Linked DNA regions of Homo sapiens: region 1 is linked to region 2. Evidence: chromatin loops called from intact Hi-C (ENCODE). Cell type or tissue: ascending aorta. All regions are shown on one strand. Links, peaks and the distances in the headings refer to the core of each region. The heading gives the core; the rest is flanking DNA.

Region 1 (8,000 bases), core at 1-8,000, 240 kb after region 2:
CCCCCAGCCTCCCAGTGGTCTGACTCGGTAAGGCGCCCGGCCGGCTAGCGGGAGGCAGGTTGGCCCGGGGGCGGGGAGGGGGGTTTCTGCTCTCCTCCTCACTCCTGAGAACTGGGGAGGAGACGCGCCAACAACATCCCAGGCTAGGGAAAGGTTTGACAAACCTACCTTCCTATCTGCACTGATTGGAAGGAGTGGAAGTTGCCTGGACACACGCGCGCGCACACACACACACACACACAGCACTGGGTCCCCTCTTCGTTGTACCCACCCACATCCATAATGCACTGAGCATCTCTTTATTCATGTCTCTCCTAGTAGACCATGAGGTCCTTGAGGACACAGACTGAGTTTTTTCATCTCAATCCTCAGCAGCACAAAGTGCATGCTAAGAAAATGTTTGTGGAAGTGAAACCTTTGTCTTCTCAAAAGAACTCTCCTAACCTAACCTCAAAGTGCTTCTCTCTCTCTCTCTCTCTCTCACACACACACACACACACACACACACTCTCACCACCCTATAGGACGATCGAGGCAATGAAAAAGAAAATGTAAAGCCCTTTTTTTTTTTTGAGATGGAGTTTCGCTCTTGTTGCCCAGGCTGGAGTGCAAAGGCGCGGTCTCAGCTCACTGTAACCTCTGCCTTCTGGGTTAAAGCGATTCTCCTGCCTGAACCTCCCAAGTAGCTGGGATTGCAGGCACCTGCCACCATGCCCGGCTAATTTTGTATTTTTAGTAGAGACAGCGTTTCACCATGTCGGCCAGGCTGGTCTCGAACTACTGACCTCAGGTGATCAACCTGCCTTGGCCTCCCAAAGTGCTGGGATTACAGGCGTGAGCCACCGCGCCCGGCCCAAAGCGCTTTTTAAAAACATTTCACATGTTTCAATGCTCACCACAAACCTGCAAGAAAGAGGTTATGGTCCCATTACAGAGGTGAGGAAATTGAGGTTTGCATTACCTAAGGACTTACCCAGAGCTACCCAGCTAGAAAGTGGTAAGCCCAGGACTAGAATTTGGGTCTCCTTATCCCAGGGCACTTTCCCTGTTTCCTACTGTCCCCACCCACCCAGAATTAATAGCAAGTGACAAGCATTGACTGTGTCTGATAGGAAGAACACTAGCCAGCCTGCTTGTTCCTGCTGTTTCCTCGGCCCTCTCCCCTGCCCCTCCTCACAGATGGTCCCCAGATAGTTCTAGCCTCACTGACCTCCCTCTCTTCTGACCACCTATCCCATCATAGCATCTGAGTACTTCCTGATGTGTTGTATCTTGTCACACACACACACACACATATATATATACACACACACACCCCTATATATGTATAGGTGTATGCACACACACACATATATATATATGTCTGATTTCCCCCAAAAGATTCCTAAGGGCCTTGAGGGGTTGATGGTGCCAACAGCTGGGCACTGGACAAGGTTTAGGGAGGCACAGGTGGAAGGGGACAAAAACCTGAAAGAAGATAACATAGTAACCCCCCCCCATGTGTCCCATCACTGCTTACAAAGCATTTTCATGCACGTTGTCTCATGATGATGCTTTGATCCAATCACCAAAACTTTTCCAAGTGCCAGCCTGCTGTGCCAAGCACTGTCCTGGGTTAGGGGGTTGAATCACCACAGTCCTGAGAAGTCGATTTTATCCCCACTTAAAAGAAAAGAAAACCAAAGCCCAGAGAGGCTTCTAATGTGAAAGATCCCAGCACCTAGGCTAGTACCTGACCCATGGAAATAAGGTTTAATTTCTTATCTCCTCTCCAGAAAGACATAATATGGGCCCCCACTTCTCCAACAGGGTGCTTCTTAGAGGGGACCACTGCATTTATGTGGATCAGTCTCCCCTTACATATATGACAAGCCAAAGGGGCTTGTTATGATCTCTTTGGCACAATTCCTGGTTCGTAGTAGGTCCAAAACAGTGTTTGCAGGGGCAAGTGAGTCTGTGTTGCCAGGGGTCTCTTAAATGGTGCACAATACATGTCCTATGGAGCAGCCACGCGGAGCGCTCCCCTGGGTGGGGCTGTGACTCATTCCCCCAGCGGAGGTTCCAGGTTGGGATTCGGAGCTGAGCTCTGGGCAGCCACAAGTTCTGGGTGGAACCCTGGAGAGAGCCAGGAGGAAAGGAGAGAGGCAGGGGGCCCTTGCTGGAATCGAGCGGCTCCCTCTACTGGCCAACTCGGGGAACCTCTGTCTTTCCGTGTATCTGTGTGTCACTGTGTCACGAGGGGTGTCACAGGTGTGTCAGCGTTGGCGTTCGTCGGTGGAAGTGCCCGCATGGGTATGGGTGCGTGAGGGTGCCCGTTCGTGACGCAGTGTGGGTGTGCCAGCGCCACGAGGGGCTGTTTCTGGAAGCACAGTGTGTACACACAACCGTATCTTGTAATACAATTTACTTTGGGGCTGCTGGGGGTCTGAGATTAGGCATCCCGTTGCCGGGGTTACTAGGACAAAAGGATTCTCCAGCTGGTACTCCTCACCGGCTGGAGCACTAGCCCGAGAAGGTGGGAGGAGTCCAGACCAAACAGTTCCTGAAAAGGACTCTATCACCTAAAGCAAATAGGGACCCAAGAAAGAGTTAACGCAGAGCCCCACAGTGACTTCAATCATTGGCTCAGGGCACTGTCAGTCAGAGGTCTGGGGGCGGGGTTTGTGGGGCCTCCATCTGACTGCCCAGCGCCCCTCACTTGCCCCTCGACCCCCACATCATCTCACTGCTGGGCTGCGCCCGCACCCCCATCTTGGTGGCGACACCGTCCTGGGCCCTGGAGGAAGAGCCGATCCGGGCATCCTGGCTTCCCCACTCACTCCAGCTGCCTGGCTTCCTGATAGATGGTGATTATATAATAGACTTGCTGGACAGAACCGTGCCAGCGCTCGGAACACTTTGCCCCCTCCTCGAAGCCTGCCCCAGGGCCTGGCACCTGCCACACAGAGCCTGCTGCCGGGTTCTGCCGGCGCCCCCCAGCAACGCCTCCATTTCGGGGTGGGAGACCCCAGGACAAGGTCCTGGGATGGGGCGGGCGCCAAGCGGAGAGAAGCAGGGCGGGTGCCCCGCGGGTCTCAGGGTCGGCCTGAGGAGTGTGGATTCACAAGCGCCTCTCAGGATAGTGGGACCCGCCTGGCCCCTTCCAACCTGAGCTTGCAACTTGGGAGCCAATAGAGGAGCAGGGGCCAGGGTGGGAACGGGAAGGAGTTTGGAAAAGGTGTGGGGGCAGGAAAGGGAGGCTGAGAGAGGGGGCCGGCTGGGGCAGGGGGGAGGGACTCTTATCCCTCACCACTGCCGCCTTCCCCGACTGGAGGGTTTGGAAAAACTGAGCAGGCAGCAAGGCTTGGCTGGAAATCCTGCAGCCCACCCTCCTGGGGACACAAAGCTGGAGGGCGGGGGCAGGGCGGGGGGAGAGAGCACGACCCCGGGGAGGACAGGGCCTCTTTTGGGGCTGGGGGCCCAGGGGCCGGACCCTGGGGAGGGGGTTCCTGGCGCTGTCTCCCTGCAGTCTGCTTCCCCCTTCTCCTCTACCCCCTCCGCTTCCCCCTCCTCCCCCTCCGCGGCTCCAGTCTTGCAGATTGCGGGCAGACTTAACTCCTTGAGTGCCAGCCTGGTGGACTCGGTGGTGGTGACGCTGTGAGGGAGGGAAGGAGGAGGGACTCCGGACCCCACTCCCACCCACAGTTTAACACCTTGTGCCCCGGAACGCAATCCCGGAACTGGTTGGGTTCCAGTGCCCTGAAAGGCTGCTTGGTTCTGGAGTCGCCACACGCAAAACAAGGCACCTGACGGTTCGGGAATCGCCCGCTCTCTTGCCTAATCTTCCCTGCCTCCCCTCCCCACCGCCGCCTCAGGGACTCTCCCTCCACTTTTTGGCTACCCTTCCCCCACCCCACCCCCATCTCCAAGTTGCAGCCGACAGCCGAGGTCCCTGCCAGATTGAAGCAGGGGAGCCCGGAAGTCTGGGTTTTGTAGCTGCCTCAGCGCTCTCCTCTACATCCCACTTCTGAGGCCCAGCGCAGGTGACCGCAGCCCATGCCTCTCTTGCCCCCAGAGGGGCTGCTTCACCCATCTGGGGGGCTAACTACCCAACGGAGGCAGGGAACGCTAGCCTCCCCTAGCTCCAGCGAGGACTAAGGACCTGAGTAGCTGGAAACCTGACTTCACCTCTACCCTAGCCCCTCCCCTAGCGAACAGCCCCTCCCCCGTCCTCTGTGACCCTCAACTCTGCTGTGGATGACTCTGCCGAGGGAATACCGCAGACTAGGCAGGAAGGGGTTAACGCAGCTACTGCGCTCGAATGGAGCGCCAGGTGAGGCACCACCCATCTTGGCCTTCAGGTGTGTGGGTGGGGAAAGAGGAGGGACACTGACCTTAAGGGCTGCTTTTTTGCCCCCTGGTGGCTAAATCTGGCTTAGCAGCCGCTGGAAAAAATACGCTCACATGGGGATTCGCGGAAGAAGAACACTGGCGACGACAGTAGAGTGTGCCTCTTGCGGGAACAGCACCTTCCTAGGGAAGGAGATCGTTCTGGGAAGGCTGATGGAAGGAGGGAGCTCCCACAGTCCCTGCCACACCATCCCGCTCAGTAGGCTGCCTCAGCCAATTCCAGATCCTTGCCCTAGGGGCTCTACTTGTGGGTCCCAAACACCTGGAGGAGGGTAGGAAAAAAACAGAAGATACAGGCCCTGTCCTCCCAGGGTCTCCATCTAATAGAGAGGGTCTGTAGGAGGAAGTTGCTCCTACCTTTTCCTTCCGTGCCTCAGGCCTTCCCAGAGCACCCATTCCCTCCAGACCCCAGCATCAAATACAAACCAGCCAGGCTTCAAAGCTCCTACCAGCTACCCCAACCCCCTTCAGCTTCTCTCCCCTCCAGCCAAGCTGATTTCTAGGACCCTCCCTGTAAAAAGACTCCACTTGAGGGATTCCAGGTGTTCTTATCCCCAACATGGCTGAGACCCTTCCTCCCATCTACCCAAAGCCCTCCCTGATTAGCAAAGCCAATCATCTTGAAGGGCTCCTTCCCCCCCTCCCCTTCAATTGCCTTACTTTTCTCCCTGTCCTTATTTCCCACTACTTTCCTTTCAAGACTTCTTTTTGCATGGGCAGTTCACCCAATTGGGGACAATTCTGTCCTCCTTGTACCCTGTGATACCTCAATAGTTGCCTTTTCTCCCAGCTCGGTGGCAAGCCCTGTAGTCCCAGCTAGCAGGCAGGAGGATCACTTGACCCCGGGAGTTCTGGGCTGCAATGCATTATGCTGATGGGTGTCCACACCAAGTTCAGCATCGATATGGTGACCTCCTAGGAGTGGGAGACCGCCAGGTTGACTAAGGAAGGGTGAGCTGGCCCAGGTCAGAATGGAACAGATTGAAACTCTGGTGCTGATCATGGTGGGATTGGGCACACAAGCCTGACAACACCAGGACACCCTGTCTCTTTATTTATTTTTTCAAACACCAACTCAAACCAGATGAGACCTTGTCTCTTAAAACAAACAAACAAACAAAAAAAGTCTTTTCCTTCAGGAATCCTTCTCTGACCAACCCCACCTACTTATTCATCCAACAGATATTTATTGAGGACCTGCTATGTGCCTGGCACTTGACTAGACACTAGGTTGGTACATGTTGGTGACATAGATGTTTGTCCTTTTCCTCACACAGCCTGCAGCCTAGTGGGGGTCAGACAACAAGTGAGTGGGTGATTTCAATTCAGTGTGGGCACATTTAGGGGAAGTGGACACCAATCCCAGACTTGAGAGTTTGGGGAAGCTTCCTGCAGGGACCAACTGTCTGAGCTGGAACTTCCAGCATCAGGTATGGTTCTGTCCAGGCAAACAGTACATCTCACTAGAGCTCTAAAGATAGAATAGGAGGCTGGGTGTGGAGGCTCATGCCTGTAATCCCAGCACTTTGAGAGGCTGAGGTGGGTGGATTGCTTGAGTCTGGGAGTTCAAAATCAGCCTGGGCAACATGGCAAAACTCTGTCTCTACTGAAAGTACGAAAAAAAAAAAAATTAGCCAGGCATGGTGGCGCATTCCTGTAGTCCCAGCTACTTGGGAGGCTGAGGTGGGAGAATCACCTGAGTCAGGGGTGGTCGAGGCTGCAGTGAGCCGAGATCGTGCCACTGCACTCCAGCCTGGGCAATTGGAGTTAGACCCTGTCTCAAAAAAAAAAAAAAAATAGCATCCCACCAAAGGCTCTCCACCAGTTGTTATGAGAGGCCTCTAAGGCGGCGTTCCCAAACAATGCTTTTTTTGTTGTTTTTTTCCGAGACAGAGTCTTGCTCTATCGTCCAGGCTGGAGTGCGGTGGCGTGATCTCTGCTCACTGCAACCCCTGCCTCCCAGGTTCAAGCAATTCTCCTGCCTCAGCCTCCCAAGTAGCTGGTAGCTGGTGGCTGGGATTACAGGCATGTGCCACTACGCCTGGCTAATTTTTGTATTACTAGTTGTGATGGGGTTTCACCGTGTTGGCCAGGCTAGTCTCAAACTCTTGACCTTGTGATCTGCCCACCTCAGCCTCCCAAAGTGCTGGGATTACAGGCATGAGCCACCATGCCTGACCCAAACAACCCATTTCTGGTTTTTAGTTTTTTGTTTTTTTTTGAGATGGAGTCTCGCTCTGTCACCCAGGTTGGAGTGCAGTGGCGCGGTCTCGGCTCACTGCAAGTTCCACCTCCTGGGTTCACGCCATTCACCTGCCTCAGCCTCCCGAGTAGCTGGGATTACAAGCGCCCACCACCACGCCTGGCTAACTAATATTTTTTGTATTTTTAGTAGAGACGGGGTTTCACCGTTTTAGGCAGGATGGTCTTGAACTCCTGACCTTGTGATCCGCCCGCCTCGGCCTCCCAAAGTGCTGGGATTACAGGCGTGAGCCACCACGCCCGGCCCCAAACAACCCATTTCTAATTCTCCAAGTCCCAAAAGAACTTTGTTCTGAGAGTCCAAAGTACAAGACCTTGGCCTAGTCACTTCCTGTCTCTGGGTTGCAGCTTCTTCAAGTGTAAAACAAGAGGCTTAGGTGCCTTTATCTTCATGCCCTTCTTTATCCTATAGATAGCGATTAAATAGTTGGCTTGTTGACAGAAAAACCCTCACTTAGCTCTCATCTGCATGGGGCTACCAGAGCTCATAAACCCAGGAGAAGCTGTCATAGGCAGGACCTCAGAGAAAGCCAGTTGGTCAGTCACCTGTGTCTCGCCCACTGCCCCCTTGGTCTGGCAGTTCTGCGTCCTGGGAACATTTCATTCTTGCTGCTAATGGAAGGCAAGAGGCTTTCCGAGATTGTGCTGGAGGGGAGAGCATGCCCACAATATATTTAGTTACTGTATTAATCTGCTCTAATATGTAGCACTATAGGACTGTTATTTTTGAGAGAGGGAATGTTCTCAGGTGAGGAAACTGCTTGGTGAAGGTCCAGAGTGGTGAAAGGACTCGCCTAAAAGCATAGGGTTGGTGCTGATAGCTGGAAGAGCCTCCTGATTCCGTGTCCAGACTCTTTCCACGACACCACGGCAGCACTTGATCCAACTTTCCATTGGACTTCTTCCTGTGTCTGGCTCATTTCCCTGTGAGGCCATACGATCTGGGAAGGCAGGCTCAGCCTCCTTATCTGGACATCCCCCAGAGCCTGGAGGGGTGCTCAGAACCTGCCATCTCCCAGGCCCTCCTTTTCTCTCTCATCATGACCCTGTTTATATTTATGTAGCTCTCTTACTCATTCTAAAAAGCCTTCCCTGGATTGTTGACAAAGCCCTGGGCCAGGCACAGTCCCAATCCCAGCCAGATCTAAAACCTGCTCTGTGACTTAAAACAAACTGATTCACTTCCCTGGGCCTTGTGTTCTCCATCTGTCAAGACCTATAACCTGGCGGGGCACAGTGGCTTACGCCTGTAATCCCAACACTTTGGGAGGCCGAGGTGGGTGGATCACTTGAAGTCAGGAGTTTGAGACCAGCCTGGCCAACATGGTGAAACCCCGTCTCTACTAAAA
Region 2 (11,155 bases), core at 1,702-9,701:
TTCAGATTTTGGATGATCAGATTTGGGATTTTGAACCAGTAAGTATATTGCAAATATTTCAAAATTCAAAAAAAAAAAATCCAAAATCCAAAATTCTCCTGGTATCAAGCATTTTGGATAAATGCCCTGTTTTATTTTGAACAAACCATTATCTGTTAGATTAACTAAGGATAAGAAAAGTAAAAGCTTTTATTTTACCTTCACTTATTCCTTCTCTAAAGCTCTTCCCTTGTTTATGTAGTTCAAAGTTTCTAACTTATATCATCTTTCTTTTCTCTGAAGAAGTTTTTTTTTTTTTAAATACTTCTTGCAAGACAGGTCTACAGATTCTCTCAATTTTTGTTGGCTTGTGAAAGTTCTCATTTCTCCATCACTTTTTTTTTCCTTTTTTTCTTTTTCTTTTCTTTCTTTTCTTTTCTTTTTTTTTTTTTTTTTTTAAGACAGATTCTTGCTCTGTTGCCCAGGCTGGAGTGCAGTGGTGCTATCTCGGCTCACTGCAATCTCCGCCTCTCAGGTTCCAGTGATCCTCCAGCCTCAGCCCCCCAAAGTAGCTGGGACCACAGGCATGTGCCACCACTAAAGTTTGTATTTTTTTTGTAGAGACGGGGTTTCACCATGTTGCCTAGGCTGGTCCCAAACTCCTGAGCTCAAAGCCATCTGCCTGCCTCGGCCTCCCAAAGGGCTGGGATTACAGGCATGAGCCACTGTGCTGGCCTCTCCATCACTTTTGAAGGATGGTTTTGCAGGAAAGAGATTCTAGGGATTATAGGTTGGTGGGGTCTTCTTCTCTGTCAATGCTTTAAATATCTCACATGGCTCTCTTCTTCCTTGCATGGTTTCTAAGAAGTCTGGTGTTATTTTTATCCTTGGTCCTCCATAGGTAAGGTTTTTTTTACTCCTCTGCCCTCTTCCAAGACTTTTTATCTTTGAATTTCTGCAATTTGAATATAATATGCCTAGGTGTTGATTTTTTCTTCTTTTTGGGGGGCATCTGTCTTCCTTAGTATTTTCTGAGCTTCCTGGATCTGTGGTTTGGTGTCTGATACAAATTTGGGGAAATTCTCATTCATTATTGTTTCAAATGTATCTTCAGTTCCCTCTTTCTTGCTCTGTATTCCCATTAATGCATATGTGATGACTTTTGTCATTGTCCCACAGTTTTGGATATTCTGTTCTGTCTGTTTCAGTCTTGCCTCTCTTTGCTTTTGAGTTTTGGAAGTTTCTATTGACATATCCTCAAGTTCATGGATTCTTTCCTCAGCTTTGTCCAGTCTACTAAAGAGCTGATCAAAGGCACTTCCTTTGTGTTTTTTTCTCCTCATTGTACTTCTTCTTTGTTTTTTTCTTAGAATTTTCATCCCTCTGCTTAAATTACTTATCTGTTCTTGCATGTTGTCTACTTTTTCCATGAGCACCCTTGGCATGTTAATCATAGTTGTTTCAAATTTCCGGCCTGATAATTCCAACATCCCCGCTATAGTTGAGTCTGGTTCTGTTACTCGCTCTGTCGCTTCAAGTGGTATTTTCTGCCTTTTAGTAAGACTTCTAGTTTTTTCTTGAAACCAAACCAGTACTGGGTAAAAGAAACCCAGTGTGGAGGTGTCTACTCTGGTAAGTTGTGACTCTCTGGATCTGCCTGTCTGTCTCCAGTTTTGGAGGCAGCTCTGTGACCTTAATTTGCTCTGTGACCTTAATTCTCTGACAGATCTAAGAAGAGTTGCGGGTGTTGTTTATTCAGCTTTTTACTGTTGTTAAGATGGAGTGACAGTTGCCACACTCCTTACACCCTAAGCCAGAAACAAGAAACCCCCATTTAGTTCTTTTTTTTTTTTTTTAATTTGAGAGTCTCACTCTGTCGCCCAGGCTGGAGTGCAATGGCACAATCTCGGCTCACTGCAACCTCTGCCTCCTGGATTCAAGCAATTCTCCTGCCTCAGCCTCCCCAGTAGCTGGGATTACAGGCATGCCCCACCACGCCCAGCTAATTTTTGTATTTTTAGTACAGACAGGGTTTCACCATGTTGGCCAGGCTGGTCTCGAACTCCTGACTTCAGGTGGTCCTCCCACTTTGGCCTCCCAAAGTGCTGGGATTACAGGCATGAGCCACCGTGCCTGGCCGGTTCTCTTTGTATTTTCTTTTTCTTTTATTTTCTAGAGACAGAGTTTTCCTCTGTCACCCATGCAGGAGTGCAGTGGCTCAATGACAGCTCCTTGCAACCTTGAACTCCTGGGCTCAAACAATCCTTCCACCTCATCCTCCCAAATAGCTGGGACTACAGGCATGTGCCATAATGCCTGGCTAATTTTAAAAATTACAGCTCACTATGTTGCCCAGGCTGGCCCTGAAATCCTGTCCTCAAGTGATCCTCTTGCCTTGGCCTCTCGAAGCACTGGGATTACAGGTGTGAGCCATCACACCCAGCCCTTTTTTAATTTTTATTTTTTTATTATTATGATTTTTGAGACAGGATCTTGCTCTGTTGCCCAGGCTGGAATGCAGTGGCACAATCACAGCTCACTGCAGCCTCCACCTCCTGGGCTTAAGCAATCTCACCTCAGCGTCCTGAGTAGCTGGGACTACAGGTGTGCACCACCACACCTGGCTAATTTTTTATTTTTGTAGAGATGGGGTCTCACTATGTTGCCTTGGCTGGTTTTGAACTCCTGGGCTCAAGTGATTTGCCTGCCTCAGCCTACCAAATGTTGGGACCACCGGGGTGAGCCACTATACCCCCTGGCCCTTTTTAATACTTTCCATCTGTTTATTGATACCCTTTCTTTAGTATATAGTGGTCACTTTTTTTTTCTGAGATGGAGTCTCGCTCTGTTGCCCAGGCTGGAGTGCAGCAGTGCAATATTGGGTCGCTGCAACCTCCACCTCCTGGGTTCAAGCGATTCTCCTGCCTCAGCCTCCCGAGTAGCTGGGATTACAGGCGCCCGCCACCACACCCAGCTAATTTTTGTATTTTTAGTAGAAGACAGGGTTTCATTATGTTGGCCAGGCTGGTCTCGAACTCCTGACCTCAGGTGATCCACCCATCTCAGCCTCCCAAAGTGCTGGGATTACAGGTGTGAGCCACCGTGCCCAGCCTAGTGGTCACTCCTATAAGACAATTTCTCTTGCCTGGTTGTGTGTGTGTGTGTCATACTTTTCTGTTTTTTTGTGTGTGTCTCGTAATTTTTTGTAGGAAAACAAACATTTTAGATAACATATTGTAGCAATGCTGGGTACTGGCTGCCTCACCACACTCTACCCAGAGCGTGCTATTGTTCATTTGTGTATTTGGGGAGCAACTGGCTGAATTATGGTCCTGGTCTATTTCCCACCCTCTGTGTTAAGCCCATGAGGTTGCTCCTCGGGGAGACACAGCTTTGGGGATGGCTACAGCCACTCTGGGGTGACAGTGGTCTTGGCAGGGCTCCCTTCCTCTCTTTCCCTGAGCACATCCAGCAGTTAAACTCCACTAATTGCCAGCTGATTTTACAATTGTTTTAATGATGCCCTGGGGGATAAATAGATCAGAGACAATCCATTCAAATTCAGACTCCTTTGAAGGAATAATATCAGGGGCAGAAATAAATTATACATATTTCTTCGGGCCCCACCTCCCCTGCTCTCCTTCCCAGCATTGAGCCCTTGGTTGCCTGGGCCCAGGCTGGGGTTTTCAGTATTTGTAAAGCCTTCAGACTAAGGAAGTGAGTGGAAGGCTGGAGGTGTGGGGCTTGGCGCTGGGGCACTTGGGGTAGGAGGGATAGGTCTTCCCCCCAGAGCAGGATTTCCACCCTATTGAAGGTTCCAGGAGGGAGCTAGGCCCCTACCCATGCCCTCCAGGTCATGACCCTGCCCCCCACCTCACTCTGATCAGAGGACAGGCTGGGAGGTAGGAGGGCATGAAGAGGCAGGGGAAGACAGGAACTGGTGCAGAGGTTTAATGGGACAGGAGCTGGGGCCAGGTGAGGAGGGGAGGGCTGTCACTGTGGCAGAAGGCTGAGCAGGAGGCTGGGAAAAAGGGTGGCCGCCAGACAGTGGGGCTCCAAGAAAGCCAGCTGGGCCCCTAAGGTCAGCCGGTCACCACAGCAGTCCAGTAGCATCAGGACCACGCCATTCATCCAGCCAAAGCCCTCCTGGGAGAGGCAGGGCAGTGGGGCCAGGTTTCTGGGGAAGCCCCAAACCCTTGGTGGTGTGTCCGGAATTGGTGGGTTCTTGGTCTCACTGACTTCAAGAATGAAGCCACGGACCCTCACGGTGAGTGTTACAGTTCTTAAAGCAGCACGTCTGGAGTTGTTCGTTCCTCCCGGTGGGCTCGTGGTTTCGCTGGCTTCAGGAGTGAAGCTGCAGATCTTCGTGGTGAGTGTTACAGCTCATAAAAGCAGTGTGGACACAAAAAGTGAGCAGTAGCAAGATTTATTGCAAAGAGCAAAAGAACAAAGCTTCCACAGTGTGGAAGAGGACGTCAGCAGATTGCCGCTGGTGGTTCGGGCAGCCTGCTTTTATTCTCTTATCTGGCCCCACCCACATCCTGCTGATTGGTAGAGCCCAGTGGTCTGTTTTGACAGGGCGCTGATTGGTGCATTTATAATCCCTGCGCTAGATACAAAGGTTCTCCACTTCCCCATCAGATTAGTTAGATACAGAGTATGGACAGGAAGGTTCTCAAAGGCCCCACCAGAGCAGCTAGATACAGAGTGTCGATTGGTGCACTCACAAACCCTGAGCTAAACACAGGGTGCTGATTGGTGTGTTTACAAACCTTGAGCTAGATACAGAGTGCCGATTGGTGTATTTACAATCCCTGAGCTAGACATAAAGGTTCCCCACGTCTCCACCAGACCCAGGAGTCCAGCTGGCTTCACCCAGTGGATTCCGCACCCCGGCTGCAGGTAGAGTTGCCTGCCAGTCCCGTGCCGTGCGCTCGCACTCCTCAGCCCTTGGGTGGTCGATGGGACTGGGCACCGTGGAGCGGGGGCAGTGCTCCTTGGGGAGGCTCGGGCTGCACAGGAGCCCAGGGAGGCGGGGGAAGGCTCAGGCATGGCGGGCTGCAGTCCCGAGGCCTGCCCTGGGGGAAGGCAGCTAAGACCCGGTGACAAATCGAGCGTAGCGCCAGTGGGCCTGCACTGCTGGGGGACCCAGTACACCCTCCGCAGCCGCTGGCCCGGGTGCTAAGTCCTTCATTGCCCGGGGCCAGCAGGGCCGGTCGGCTGCTCCTAGTGCGGGCCCGCCAAGCCCACGCCAACCCGGAACTCCACCTGGCCCGCAAGCGCCGCGCGCAGCCCCGGTTCCCGCTCTCGCCTCTCCCTCCACATCTCTCTGCAAGCTGAAGGAGTGGGCTCCTGCCTTGGCCAGCCCAGAAAGGGGCTCGCACAGTGCAGCGGTGGGCTGAAGGGCTCCTCAAGTGCCGCCAAAGTGGGAGTCCAGGCAGAGGAGGCGCCAAAAGCGAGCAAGGGCTGTGAGGACTGCCAGCACGCTGTCACCTCTCAGTGGGGGCTGTGGGCTCTCTTCCCAGGGGCACTGGCCCTGCCTAACCCTAGCGGTACAGGGAGCACCAGTCAGCTCCTCCTCCAGGCCCACATGCAGGTGAGCACACTGAGGCCTGGGGCGGGGATCGTGGGCAGCAGAGCCCAGGAGTTTCCTGTAGGGTGATGGCCAGCCCACCCCTGGCCTGCTCACCTGAACTTCATACTCCCCTCCGCCACCGGGCTCTCCACCGTTGCTAATGTCATACTGGGAATAAGAGGGCGGGCCGTAGGTCAGGCACTGCCCCCACCCCACCCACCCCCAGCCACAGGGACAACAAACAACGGGATCCTTGTCGGGAGAAGCCGCTCTGCCTCCCAGCAGCCCCTGCAGTGCCCAGGAGTGCCCACTGGGCGCCGCCACCATCCCAGCTGCGCTTGCCCTGAGCCCTGCCAAGCCTGACCCTCCCGCCTCACCACGGGGACGCCCTGGGGGTACGGGGAGGGCTCAGGCCAGCTCATCTTCTCATACATGGCTGACTTGCTGGTAGACATCAAAGTTGGTTCGGATCCAATTCTGGGGCATATTGGTAGATCAGGATCTGGCTGCCCTAGAAGGTTCCAGACATTCCCGTGACTGTGGGTGGGGCTGGACTGGGAGCCAGGACGCTGGGCCCGGCGGGAAGCCAGATGTCCCTTTCCTGGCCCTTCTCTTCTCGGCTCACAGCTGCCCCCCGGTGGCTCCGCGGGACCTGCCGGCTGGGACAAGGGGCACAGCCGGAGGAAGCGGCCTCCCCTGCAGGTCCTGCTCAGGGTCGGGAGGGGGCAGTGCTGCCTGCAGTGGGCCAGAGCCACCTTCTGTGCCCTCACCTCCAGGTATTTCAGAGCCTTGTCCGCCACGCCAGGGTCAGAGAAACACCCGTTCCAGAGTGGAGTGAGGTTGGATGGGTAAAACTCCCGGTTCTCCTTGTTCTCAAGGTCGTAGTCGAACCAGGCACTGGTCTGCTCATCCCACAGGACTGTGTTCAGGGCGGCCAAGCGCTGCGCCGGCAGGATTCTGTACTTTGTGGCCTGGGAGTCGTTCCCTGGGGCAGTGCTGCCTTTGGGCCCTACAGGAGCCCTCTAGAAAGAACTTCTGAGGTCAGACGGGCAGCATCTACTCTAACGCCTCACCTCCTCCAGGAAGTCTCCCCACCCTCCCCAGGAAACCCCAGCCTGTCCTGTCTCCTCTGGGCTGCCTGCACTGTCTCTGGCACCACTGGGTAGATGTTCACTGCCTGCTGGGCTCTCCTTCCCTGAGCTCCTGGGCCAGGCCTCCGTCTCAGGAGGAATCAGGGCTACTGCTTGCTCAGCCCCGTCCTGAGCTACTTTGCTCATCCACATCCCCTCATCTGGGGAAAGGGTTTGGGGTTTTATCCCGTCCCTAGTCCTACCACTGGAGCCCAAGCCCAGACCCTCTTGCTTGGAGCCCCGCTTTCCCTGGACCTGTTCCCACTCTGCCCCAGTCACACAGGCCTTCTTCCCAATCCCTGAACAGTGCCTCAGGGCCTCTGCACGGCCCTTTCCGTGCCTGGACTGTCCTCTCCCAGATCAGCTCAGCAATGGTTCCTGCCACAATTCTGCTCACACATCACCTCCTCAGAGACACCTTCCCTCCCCATCCTCTCTAACACACCCTCCGCTCACCCACACCAGCGGGCCCTAACTTCTCTCTACTTCAAACCGTGCTTCTGTTACTGTTTTGCTTCTATTATTATTATTATTATTGGAGACAGAGTTTCTCTCTTGTTGCCCAGACTGGAGTGCAATGGCGCGATCTTGGCTCACTGCAACCTCCACATCCCAAGTTCAAGCGACTCTCCTGCCTCAGCCTCCCGAGTAGCTGGGATTACAGGCGTGCGCCACCATGCCCGGCTAATTTTGTATTTTTCATAGAGATGGGGTTTCACCATGTTGGCCAGGCTGGTCTCGAACTCCTGACCTCAGATGATAGCTCCCACCTTGGCCTCCCAAAGTGCTGGGATTACAGGCATGAGCCACCGTGCCCAGCTGTTTTTCTTCTATTATTATTGTTCTTGCAGGAGCTGGTAAAGTGGCTGATGTGGCCACAGCTCCATAAATCCATGTGGAACGAAGGGTGGACATCGCCTGAGTCCAGGAGACAGGACAGGGTCACTCATCTCTGTCCCTGGTGATGGAAACTCAGGCTCAGGAAAGAGCCTTGACCTGCCCTGGGTCACAGAGAGAATATTAGGGTCAGGGCTTGAGCCCGGGTGCTGTGGTCAGGCCCTTAGGCCGCCTCTCACACCCAGACTAGGAAGCTGGAGCAGAAAGTTTGCTAGAACAATCCTGAGAAGAGGCCTGCACAGTTCAAGGGGCAGCTTGGAGGAGGAGAGGGAGGGAGGACCGGCTCTGGCCAGTGGGCTCTTGGACCTCAGGCCAGGCTCTGGCAGCTGCATCTGGTATCAGGCCTGCAGGTCCAGTGCCTATTATGGGGCCTATTATGACTGCACAAGGGGCCTCAAGTTCATTCAGGCCAAGCCTCTCATTCTGCAGAGAACCACACAGTGGTTGCCGGGATTTGCCCAAGGCTGGTGGGTTGGTCATGAGGGCAGGCCCGAACTCATCTCTATTTTCTTGCATTCCGGCTCTCCTGATGTTCCAGGCCCATCTCTGAGTCATCCTTGGACAGGAGAGATCCCAGAGGGTAAACAGGACATGAGCCTGCAGTGAGGGGAGACAGAGGAGGAGAGAACTCCCTGAAACAAGAGGAGAGGAGGAGCTGGTGGGGAGGACACAGGTAGGGCAGCGGGCAGACCACCAAGGGGCAGGCTTGCTGTTTCGCAGCCTGACCCCCAGCCTGTGTGCCTCATTGCCGCCTCCTCCTCCCAGAGCAGGGCCTACGCCTCAACCAGAGCTTGGAGCAAGACAAGGAAGGCTCCATTTCTCTCCTCCTACTCCTCTACTCAAACCACAGCCATCTGTACATCAGAAACTTTTTTTTTTTTTTTTTTAGCCCTCAGCTGCCTGATGCCCATGGTTGGGGTTTGGGCTGAGTCACCGAGGGCTGCCTGCACACACCAGGGAGGGCTCCTGAGCACCCACTCTCAGGCTTTGCACGTTTCCGAAATTCTGCACACGACAGCAATTTTTGCAGCAAGGGTGTGGAGGGTGCCTGTGGGCCAGTCACCAGCCTGCTGCAGCTGTCCGTGGTTGCCTCTGTCTGCCAGGGCTGCACGACCTCTGGTTTTCACCTCAACCACTGCGGCTTCCTCTCTCCCCGTGGGAACAGGGCATGGGGTGAGGGAGCTACCATGCCCAGACAACTAGGCATCTCCCTGCCAGGCCAGGAGTTCCACTGCCACAGCCCAATACCAGCAAATTCAGATGCAACCAAGTGACCCCAACTCAAGTTACATTCCCTTTCTCCCCCACAGGCTCTGCAGTCCCAGGGATTCGCAGTGTTAGTTGATCTCCGGGGACACTAGTTCCCAAGAGACCCCACTGAAGGCCTGGCTGTACCATCATAGGCTGTGTGCCCTTGGGCAAGAACCTCTACCATTCCTCGTTGCCTGTATATAAATTGAAGGCTTTGCTCTAGGTCAGTGTTGCAAACTCAAATTCCAGTAATAGGAATGTGCAAAATATGTTGGGGATAAGGGAGCCAACAGTGCAAGGGGGAAGTGAGTGTTGGGGACCTAGTCTTGGGGTGACGGGAACTGGGCTGAACCGGAAGCGTATTCCTGTGTAAGGGAGGCCACTGCTCAGAGGGTGGCTGCTATGGGGCTGGGGGATCCTGATTTGTCAAAGGAAGGTGGAAATTTATATTTCAGCTCACACGCTCCTGTTTTTAAAATGTCTCAATGTCTCTAATTCTGACTGTAAATCTAAGAGTGATTCCTGTGTGGGTACGGTTAGGAGGAGTCTGACCTCCACCAAAGGGGCTTTGTGGGCTGGGACTTCGTACTCCTGCAGAGCGCAGGACCGCACCCCTGAATGCAACCTCAGCCTGGAATGTTGACACAATCATTTGGTGTCCCTTTAAATTGGTATCCTATGTACATATTGGTATCTGTAATATGTAGAGATCTCTTACAAGTCTAAAAGGAAGATAGGGCTGGGCACAGTGGCTCATGCCTGTAATCCCAGCACTTTGGGAGGCCGAGGCAGGCGGATCACCTGAAGTCAGAAGTTTGAGACCAGCCTGACCAATATGGTGAAGCCCTAGCCCATAAGGACGCAGCTCTGGGCTGCCCTCGGGGTTGCGTGTACCTGAGTCCCCACCCACATCTCACCACTTAGCTTGTCTGCCCAGTCTTTCTTAACACATTTACAAGCAGATACATCATTGGTGGGAAAACAGAACACTTTAAAATATGGGTTCAGCTTTGATTTCAAGGAGAAGCTGCAAGCTGTGTGAAGGGCTGGGAAGGGCACCACAGGAGACGCAGCTCAGCCTCTTCTTCGTCCTCAGCAACTCAGCTCTGACCCCAAGTTTCACCCCATGCAGCAAGGGCTCTGAGCCCTCCTGGGCCCACCATCCTTAGAAAGCAGCTTAGGGGAGGGAAGTCTTATTGTCCCCACTGCAAATTATTTCTTTGAGGAAAAGCTACTAGTTTCCTTCTCAATGCCTGTTCTCAGGGTATCAGCGTGACCAGCTTTGTTTAAGTTGATTTTCCAGGCTCCCCTACAGTTCAGGGTGGCCAGGGACCCAGTTCTGGCAAATGAGACATAAGTGGACGTCACTGCAAAAGGATCTGAGGCAGGCTCCTAAAAGGGGAGAGACTCAACCGGCTCTGCGTTGAGTCCTTTGCCCTCCCTCTTCCTGCCTTGATGCAGATGAAAGGCTTGGCACTGCAGCAGCCACCTTGTATCCACGAGGCAGTAAACCTCAGCCGACAGCCACCTGCTTCAGATGGCAGCCCAGGAAGGTGAAAAGAGACTGGGTTCTCGATGGCAACTTCGAGTCACGACAGCCTTAGACTTCTGTGATATGAAAAAACAACCCTCATAGTTGTTTAAGCCTCTGGTTTTCAGATTTCTGTCACAGCTGAAGGGAATCTCAAGCAGATCCTTCCTCTGAGCATCTGCTCTCTTCTCAAGGGGCCTTCCGGTCACATGCTTTCCTTCATTCCCATTACATTTCCGTCCAGGTTCTAATGTCCTAGGGATATTGTAGCACGCCTCTGCCTGGCCTAACTTCAACCTCCCTCTGGATGTGAGAGGCAGACCTCACTGTAGGAAGAGGGTGAAGGAAGGGTGTCGAATAATGCATAAGGAACCAAGGACTAATATCCATATATACAGACCCAAACATCAGGTGACACTGAGCGTGTGCATCCACAGCTTCTCACACCTGCCTTGTCTGGTAGACACCAGCTCTGGATCCCCAGACCTCTCACCTGAGCTCTAGGGCAAACGCTTCCCGACATCCCCCGTGGCGGGCAGCGAGGCCGGGATGGTGTGGAGCTGCGCACTTCCAGCTTCTGGGATGCAAGGCCCTGTCACCACTCGATTTCCAGGTGTCTGCTTCACAGTGATCTGTTAAACTGCCATATGTGTTTTATGCACCTTCCTGGGTTGTGCTACAGCTGATAATAAAATCATTTGAGAATTTTGTGTTGTTGTTGTTTGAGACAGAGTCTCGCCCTGTCTCCCAGGCTGGAGTACAGTGGCGTGATCTGGGCTCACTGCAACCTCC

The links. Peaks named below come from ENCODE experiments on the same cell type or tissue, not always from the same donor. Only the 100,000 strongest peaks of a DNase experiment are listed, where the experiment ranks them.
Region 1: it touches region 2 in a loop (7-fold over the local background); 42 of 110 quality-filtered maps call a loop at or near these places.

What each region holds. Positions count from the first base shown.
Region 1 is chr11:118,926,038-118,934,037 of GRCh38, forward strand. It overlaps the pseudogene RN7SL688P. Among named protein-coding and RNA genes, the nearest start is that of BCL9L, 4.1 kb to the left of the region's middle. RefSeq lists silencers at 1-133, 954-1,013 and enhancers at 1,701-2,202, 2,552-2,671, 2,682-2,961, 2,972-3,021. In ascending aorta, for the core only: CTCF peaks have their summits at 21, 2,180 (motif pointing left) and 4,417 (motif pointing left); DNase peaks (open chromatin) are centred at 2,214, 2,644, 3,624, 4,414 and 2 weaker places; H3K4me3 peaks cover 3,439 bases; H3K27ac peaks cover 6,466 bases.
Region 2 is chr11:118,684,061-118,695,215 of GRCh38, forward strand. LOC105369519 (a long non-coding RNA gene) reads left to right here and starts at 5,489. Exons shown (of 4, transcript XR_007062909.1): 1 at 5,489-5,575; 2 at 8,892-9,055. It also overlaps the pseudogene TREHP1. RefSeq lists enhancers at 3,503-4,018, 4,019-4,533, 6,018-6,137, 8,189-8,448. In ascending aorta, for the core only: CTCF peaks have their summits at 5,877 and 6,223 (motif pointing left); DNase peaks (open chromatin) are centred at 5,535, 5,991 and 6,211; H3K4me3 peaks cover 1,537 bases; H3K27ac peaks cover 1,606 bases.